2 separate regions of the Homo sapiens genome follow, and region 1 is linked to region 2. A link is a contact called in ENCODE Hi-C or POLR2A ChIA-PET data. All regions are on one chromosome and are shown on one strand. Each heading gives the region's core, a stretch centred on a gene start or an enhancer-like site at or near the end of the contact. The rest is flanking DNA. Distances are from core to core; before and after follow the strand shown.

The links. Hi-C counts contacts between places; a loop is a spot of excess contacts on that map. ChIA-PET counts read pairs that join two places held with the same protein, here RNA polymerase II (POLR2A). Pooled maps may share reads with other maps.
Region 1: a loop to region 2 is called in a pooled map, with 2.6 times the contacts of the local background. The contact joins the promoter of KRTAP5-AS1 here to the promoter of LINC02688 in region 2. A Hi-C loop is called at or near these places in 1 of 168 maps with a recorded cell type or tissue (heart left ventricle) and 1 of 50 pooled maps. POLR2A ChIA-PET finds 5 or more read pairs at or near these places in 1 of 52 experiments (H1).

What each region holds. Positions count from the first base shown.
Region 1 is chr11:1,571,194-1,574,786 of GRCh38, reverse strand. It overlaps KRTAP5-AS1 (KRTAP5-1/KRTAP5-2 antisense RNA 1), which reads right to left and starts at 2,046. Exons shown (of 2, transcript NR_021489.2): 1 at 1,719-2,046. DUSP8 (dual specificity phosphatase 8) reads left to right here and starts at 2,516. Exons shown (of 7, transcript NM_004420.3): 1 at 2,516-2,886. RefSeq lists enhancers at 1,821-2,366, 2,915-3,462.
Region 2 is chr11:1,047,915-1,051,503 of GRCh38, reverse strand. It overlaps LINC02688 (long intergenic non-protein coding RNA 2688), which reads right to left and starts at 1,624. Exons shown (of 4, transcript NR_160890.1): 1 at 1,542-1,624. It overlaps LOC124902605, which reads right to left and starts at 1,812. Exons shown (of 4, transcript XM_047427955.1): 1 at 1,730-1,812; 2 at 1,542-1,625.

The DNA.
Region 1 (3,593 bases), core at 797-3,296, 520 kb before region 2:
CCGGAGCGCGCGTCCCCGCCCCAGGCTGCTGGACCCCCGCACGTCCCTCGCCGCGGCCTTGGCGCCTCCCCGGCCCCTCGCAAGGTCCTCCCGAGCCCCAGAGACCCCCGAGGCGGCGTCTACAGGCCCGGGCCGGGACTGACACCGCAGCCCCCTCCCTGGTCGCGCCTCCCACCCCCGTCCACACCTGTGCCGGGAGGCGGTGCGGCCGCCGAGCTGAGCTGAGCCGAGCCGACCTGGTCGGGCACCCAGGCCCCTGAGCCCACCGCCCAGGCCGGCCTCTGCTGGGTGCAAAGGCAACGTGGAACTAAGGCGGGGCTGCAGAAAAACCACCGTCCTCCCCAGGGTGCCACCTCCCTAGTCCGCCAGCCTGGTTAGGGGCAGAACCTAACGCTCTCAGTGCTTATTTGCATGAAAATGGCTACGGGGATTATAACAATCGCCGCCCAGGGCACTCTGCCCCCCAGGGACAGCCCAGGCCCTCCAGGGGAGCCGTATTCCCCTCCAAACCGCCCCCTGGGAGCCTCCAGGAGGGACTAAAGGTCGCTGCCTGCCACCTGCTCCAGCCTGGCCAGTAGCTGCCCAGGGTATAACCAGAGCTCTTAGGGGACAATGGGCACTCCCAGGCCACAGGCAGATGCTGGCCACATCCCAGCTGGGCAGAAGACACGCCCATCGGGCTCACCTAGGCCTGGCAGGGGGAACAAGCCAGGTGAGGCTTCCCCCCAGGCGACAGCCCCTCTATCTAACGGCTAACAGCTCCCATGCCTGCGGGTCCCAGGTCCTTTCAGGCCTGTGACTGCCTCCTCAAGGACCTCCTTCGCCCCCTCCGGGTCTCAGCCTGAATCCTCCTGCCCCCTCCCAGGGCCAAGCCTCCCCCACTTTTCAAACCCAGCAAGGCTGCAGCAGGCAGCCCTACTCACCTGGCCCCGCATCCGGGTCCGGCACCTCCAGTCTCAGGGTCCCCCTCCAGCCAGGGCCTCCCTTCTCGCAGGGCCCTCCCGCTTTGGGGCGCAGCCCCAACCCCAATAACCCCTGGGCTCCCTTCCGGGACAGACCCACTCCCGCCAAGGCGTTTGTTTGTGCTGTGTGCCAGCTCTGCGCCAGGACGCACTCCACCGCCACCCCCACCCCATACGGGCCACTGCCGCTCCCCTCAGGCTGGCCAGGGAAGGGAGCTGCAAGCGCTTATTAATCGCCAACGGTGTACTCAGCTCTGAGGCTGGCAGGAAGACTGAGTATGGAAAGGGGGAGCCCCAAACCCCGCTCAGCATCCCCTGCTGCCCACAGTACTCCCCACCCCCAGCCATCACCATTGGCACCCTGAGCTCCGTGGTCCTGGTGCCCACTGAGGGTTCTGCGGTCGTTGCGCCAGCTTCATTTTCTGTGGCCCTTCATTCAACCAGCGGCCGAAGCCCCCTTCAGAGCCCCAGGGTGACCCTGGGGGGCCCAGGCTGGCTGGGGGCTCGGGGGCAGAAGGCGGATCCCCCCACGCTCCCTCTCCACCCGGCAGCGGGGAGGGGGCCTTTTAGAAATGTCTAGGGTGTCTCGTGACAACCCCCCCCCGCCAAAAAATCATTACTTTCAAAGGCTCCCAGGCTCCTGGGCAGGGGTCTTTGTCCCCTTCCTCCAGGACAGCGAGGCCTCCCCCGCCCTCCCCCTGCAGCGCGAGTCTGACCCCCTTGCTCCCGCCCAACACCTGCCGAAGGTGCAATTACCCGTGCGTTCTTCCTGCCCCGGACTCGCCGCGTCCCCGCCGCACGCGCGGAGGTGTTCCCACAGCGGTCGGCGGGGTGCGGCCCCTCAACAGCCCGCACAGGGGTCGTCGGGGCGGCTTTCCACGGAAGCGGGAGGGCTGGGGGTCGTGGGGGGTCGGCGGCGTCCTGGGGAGCCCGCCCCCGGAGTTCGCGGATGTGTGACCCGAGGCAGCCGGCTCGCCTCTGAGGGTCCCAGGTCCGCCCGAGTGCAGGGGGATCCGGCTCCGTCCTGCGGGGGTCGCGGCGGGGCGAGCACAGCCGCTGCAGGTAAAACGCCGCGCCTGGGTCTGGGGAGGGCTCCCCGGCGGCGGCCCAGCGCCAACAAAGGCCAGGAGAAGGGGGGAGCGGCGCCGGCGCCTGTCCGGGTCGGGGGGAGGACTTCGCGCCCGGAGCCGCTCAGCTGGACCGTCCGGGGTCTGTGCGACGCGGCCGGGGGCCCGGGTGACGGGGGGCCTGGGTGACGCGGGGCCCGGGGCCGGGAGGGCTTCCTGGAGGCGGGGTCCCGGACGCCGCGTGGTCCCTTTAAGAGCCGGTCCCGGGGTGAGGGCGGAAGGCGGCGGCGGCGCGACCCACCCGCACCCTGCACCCCGCCCCCCCCCCGCGGCAGCCGCCTCAGCTTCACCCCGAGCCCGGGCTCCGCTGACGTCACCTGCCCCCGAGCCGCGCGCGCTGATTGGCTGCAGGTGACGTCAGGGGCTTTTTTCGCTCGGCATGACCTCATCCCCGCCGGCGGCCCCGCCCTCCGCCCCGGGCCTGTCACTCGCGGCCGAGCGCGGCGGCCGAGCCGGCTCCCCCCACGACGCCCCGCCGGACGCCGGACGCCCGAGCCCGAGCCCGAGCCCGAGCCCGAGCCGCGCCGGAACCTCCCGGCCGCGCCCGCCGAGCCGCGGGGCTGGGATGCGCGCCGCGAGCGCGCGTGCCCGCCCGCAGTGCGCGCGCCCCGGCCCGAGCGAGCGCTCCCCGCGGCGTTGGCGGCGGCGACGGCGGCGACGGCGACGCGGCCCGCGCGCTCCCCCGGCCCCTGCCCCGGCTGCGCGGGCCCCCGCCGGGCCCATGGACGGCGCGGCCGAGCGGGCGCCCTGAGCGCGGCGCGGGTCCCCGGAGCGCCCCCGAGGCGAGCGCGAGCGAGGTGAGCGGAGGCGCCGGCGGGGCGGGGGCGGGCGCCGGGGATGGGGTTCACCGGCCCGGGCCGGGGGGCGGAGGGCGCCGCGTCGGGGGCGCTGGGGCAGCGGCACCCGGTGGGCGCCCGGGAGGAGGAGGCGGCCCCGGAATGAGCGGCCACGGCCGTCCAGGACGCCAGGGACAGGGAGGCCCCTTCCCCGCCCCCCGCAACGCCCGGCGGACCCGGGCCCAGCCCACGCCCGCCCGCCGCGTTGCCGCCCTTCTCCCCGCAGCTCCTTCTTTGGGTGTGGAATGGGGGGGGGACAAAAATCCAGGACCCACCAGGGCCGCCTGAGATCCAGCGCGGATCTGCGCGAGCCCCCGACGTCCCGAACGTCACCCCCGCGGGGGCCAGAACCGGAGCAGGCGGACCCTGGCCCGGAGTCGGTCCGGGAGGTGTGGAGCCTCGGCCGTGGGAGGGACGCGACGGCCTCTGGCCTGGGACACCCGGGAAGGGGCCTTCCCCTGTCGGGGGGGAGGGCTGCAGATCCATCCCCCCAGTGTCCAGGCCGCACTGCCTCCCCATCCCGGGGTGCCCAGCCGGCCCCTGAGGGATAAAGCCCCCGCGCCCTTCCGCCTGCTGCAGAGGCAGCCGCGGCGCTGGGGGAGGGGCTGGCACAGCCAGGCTGCTGCAGCCACCTCGCTAGGCCCAGCTGCCCAGCCTGGGATGCGGAG
Region 2 (3,589 bases), core at 375-2,874:
CCCATGTCTCCTCAACGTCTGCCTGGCTCTGTCTACCTCAGGGAACCAGGGCTCCTCATACCGGACCTGGCCTCTACCCGCCCAGGGCGCTTGGAGCAAAGACTGTGGTCCCAGGTTCCCCGACAGTGGAAGCTTCCCTGCCCAGCCCAAGCCGTCTGCAGCCAGACCAGAGGCTGGTGTGGCACCATGGAAGGTTCCGGAGGGCGAGAGCCGTGATGCTGTAGCCCGCCAGCAGGTGGCACCTGGCACCCGCACCACAGCCCGGAGGAGGGCTGGGCAAGGCGTGTGCTCAGGGCCGTGTGGCCCAGGTGTGTGCCTGCGTGTGCCTGCATGTTGGCAAGTCCGGTGCCCGGGTGGCTCTCAGGCATCTTGGGGAGAACAGTCAGCCCACAGCCGGGCCAGAGCCCTCTGGCCCCATTGATGGGAGGCTCTGGGACAGACAGCACTGAGAAGGGAGAGAAGCTGGGCAGGTGGGGCAGGTGGGGCCACCGGGCAGGCGTGAGGGTGACCCTGCCAAGTGGCACAGGGACGATCTGAGTCCTGCAGGGCCCGGCAGCGCCTGAATAATGGGAGAAGCTGTGTGAGCCGTGCACGGGCGGGACAGCAAGGCGGGCGGGCGTGGGTCCTGTACACACGGGTGTGGGTGTGGCTGAGCGACCACTCGCCCTCTCACATCCCCTGCAGTGAGCGTGGGGGCACTGGCCCCTCATTTCCCAGCCCCGCTGGGCCCACCTCCTGCCTGGCCCTCCCAGGGACTGACGTGTGGCCACCTACCCCTCGAACCGCAGGGGTTGCCTGTCCCCGCCTCTGTCCCTGCACCTCAGGCCCATCCCCGCCCTTGTCCCCGCACCTCGGGCCTGTCCCCGCCTTTGTCCCCGCAACTCAGACCTTTGGTGACACCTGTGGGCTCAGGCGCCACATGGGGCCCAGGACACTGGGGCCGCAGCACATCGGGGAGGGGAGGCTGCAGTCTGGGCCCAAGGGCATCCAGCCTCTCCACTCCCTCCCCGGTGACCTTGGGCAGGCTGCCCCCTCTCTGTGCCTGTTTCCTCATCTACGTGGGTACAGAACCCGTCTCCACCTGCAGTAAATCCAGTGATGGCGGGAGTGTCCCGCCAGCTGCACTCTAGGACCCGTTCGCTACAAGGATTGCACTGGGGGATGCCCTGTCCCCAGCTGGCCCGGCTCTGTCATGGCCTGGACCCTCCCTGCCTGGGCACGTCTGACCCAGAGAGAGGGAAGGCCACCAGGGCAACCCCAGAGGCCTGTCCAGCTCAGAGCCAGCCCCTCCTGCACCAGGGTCCCCTGAGATTCACCCTGACAGGCAGCAGGAAGGCAGGGTGCCTGGTGGCCTCCTTCCCCCAGGGATCTGGGGAGGGTCTGGGCTGGGCTCTTCTTTGACAGGCCGCCCGGGCCCCACCTCAGGCCTGGAGGAAAGTGGAGGGGTCCACACCGTGGCCGACCCTGGGACTGGAGACACATGGGCACCAGGACACGCGAGGCCCATGGGGGCCAGGGAAGTCCCCAGAATCCCCACTCACCACTCTGGGGTGGGAAGAGGCAGGGCCAGCCTGTCGACATGCATCTCCTGCTGTCCAGAGAATGCTCCCGACGTCCCCATTTTCCTACAGAAGAGGACATCCTTGCTGGGAAGCCGGTGGCTGCAGCCAGTCAATGGTGACTCCCAGAAGGTTCCAGGCCCCGCCCAGCCAGAACCCCAGAGCCAGACCTGGGGCCACAGGGCATGACGCAGCTCTGCCTATACAGGGACAGGCAGCTGCCCACGGCCATGGGCACAGGCTTTGAGGAAGCGACAAGGCTCTTGCACCAGCAGATTAAAATGCTGCCAAGCGGAAGAGTCTGTCAAAGCTCTCAAGGAGCAGCTGGTTCAGGGCCAGCAGGTGCTGGGGTGGTAGGGGGGCCCCTTGGCTGCTGTGACGGTGCCTGTCCCTGGCTCCCAGCCCGGGAGCCCCAGCAGTGCCTTGTACAGCCGGCCCAGACATGCAAAGGGCCAGAGCCCGGCACGCGGCAGTGTTGACTGTCATCATTGTTATTGCCATCATCATCATCATCATCATCATTGCTATTATTATATTATCATCAGGAAACTCACCTACATTCTGCAGGCTGTGGGTGAGGCCAAGGAGCAGAGGGCTGGGGGTTGATGTGGGCCGGCAAGGTCCAGGCCAGGAGGGTTCATCCCAGGGATGCCAAGACCCAGCAGAAGGTTAGCAGGGGAGGAGAGACCCTTACCCCAGGGTGACCCCACGGCGGGGGCTGCATGTGGGCACCAACTGGAGGCCTGCGGGAGGCAGGTGTGGCTCGGAGGCTCTTTGGCAAGGTGGGAGCCGGGGGTCCCTTAAGAAGTCCACCTTAAGAGGTCCTCCAGAGTGACCCAGGGAGAACCATTCTCCAACCCACCCACTCCTGGATCTCAGGCTCCCAGGACGCAGAGAGACTCTGAGCCATCTCCCGGGTTGTGCTGCTTGGTTATGGTGGCCCCAGGAAAGCGAATCAAGAGTTGCAGCAATGCTGCCCAGCCCCACGAGCAGGGAAACCAGAGCCAGGAGGTGGCGATAGGGACTGCGGGTGGGTGGACCGCGGGGCTGGGGTGTGTTCTCTTCCTGCTACTCTTCTACATTTTTCCAGGTTTTATTTAGTGACTATGTTCCACTCTGTATTAAAGTATCAAGATTCCATTTCATCAAGGACTAGCATTTTTAGCAAAGAGAGTAGCAGAGGCCAGGATTTAGCAACTAAAAAACTCCAGGAAATATGGGAAACAACATCTGTCAAGACGGTGGACATCAGGCGACGAAGAGAGTGGTCCCAGAGAGACAGCGGGTCCCTCCAACCTGGCTGCTATCCGGAAACGCCATGGCCTGAGCGGCATAAAAGCAACAGACACGCATCTCCACGGCTGCAGAGGACGGGACGTTCAAGATCCACACTCTGGCAGATTCGATGTCTGGTGAGGCCACTCCCTGGTTCACGGACGGCACCTTCCCACTGGGTCCCCTTCGCCTCTGGTAGAAGGGGTGGGAGAGCTCTCTGAGGTCTCTTTTTTTTTTTTTTCGAGACAGGGTCTCACTCTGTCACCCAGGCTGGAGTGCAGTAGCACAATCTCGGTTCACTGCAAGCTCACTTCCCAGGTTCGAGTGATTCTCCGCCTCAGCCTCCCGAGTAGCCGAGATTACAGGCGCCCACCACCATGCCCAGCTAATTTTCATATTTTTAGTAGAGACAGGGTTTCTCCATGCTGGCCAGGCTCATCTCGAACTCCTGAACTCAGGTGATCCACCTGCCTCGGCCTCCCAAAGTGCTGGGATTACAGGCGTGAGCCACCGCGCCCGGCTCTGGGATCTCTCCTGTAAGGACACTAACCCCATTCTTGAGGGCTCTGCCACCTCCCCAAGTCCCCACCTCCTAATATCGTCACCTTGGGCACCAGGATTTCAACACAGGAACCGGAGGGTGGGGAAGACACAAACGTTCAGTCCATGGCAGACAGGAAACAGCCCTAAACTGCCCAGGTCACCGCCTGAGGGTTTCCAGGACAAGGGGCCAGGAAGGAGAACTCAGGAAGAGC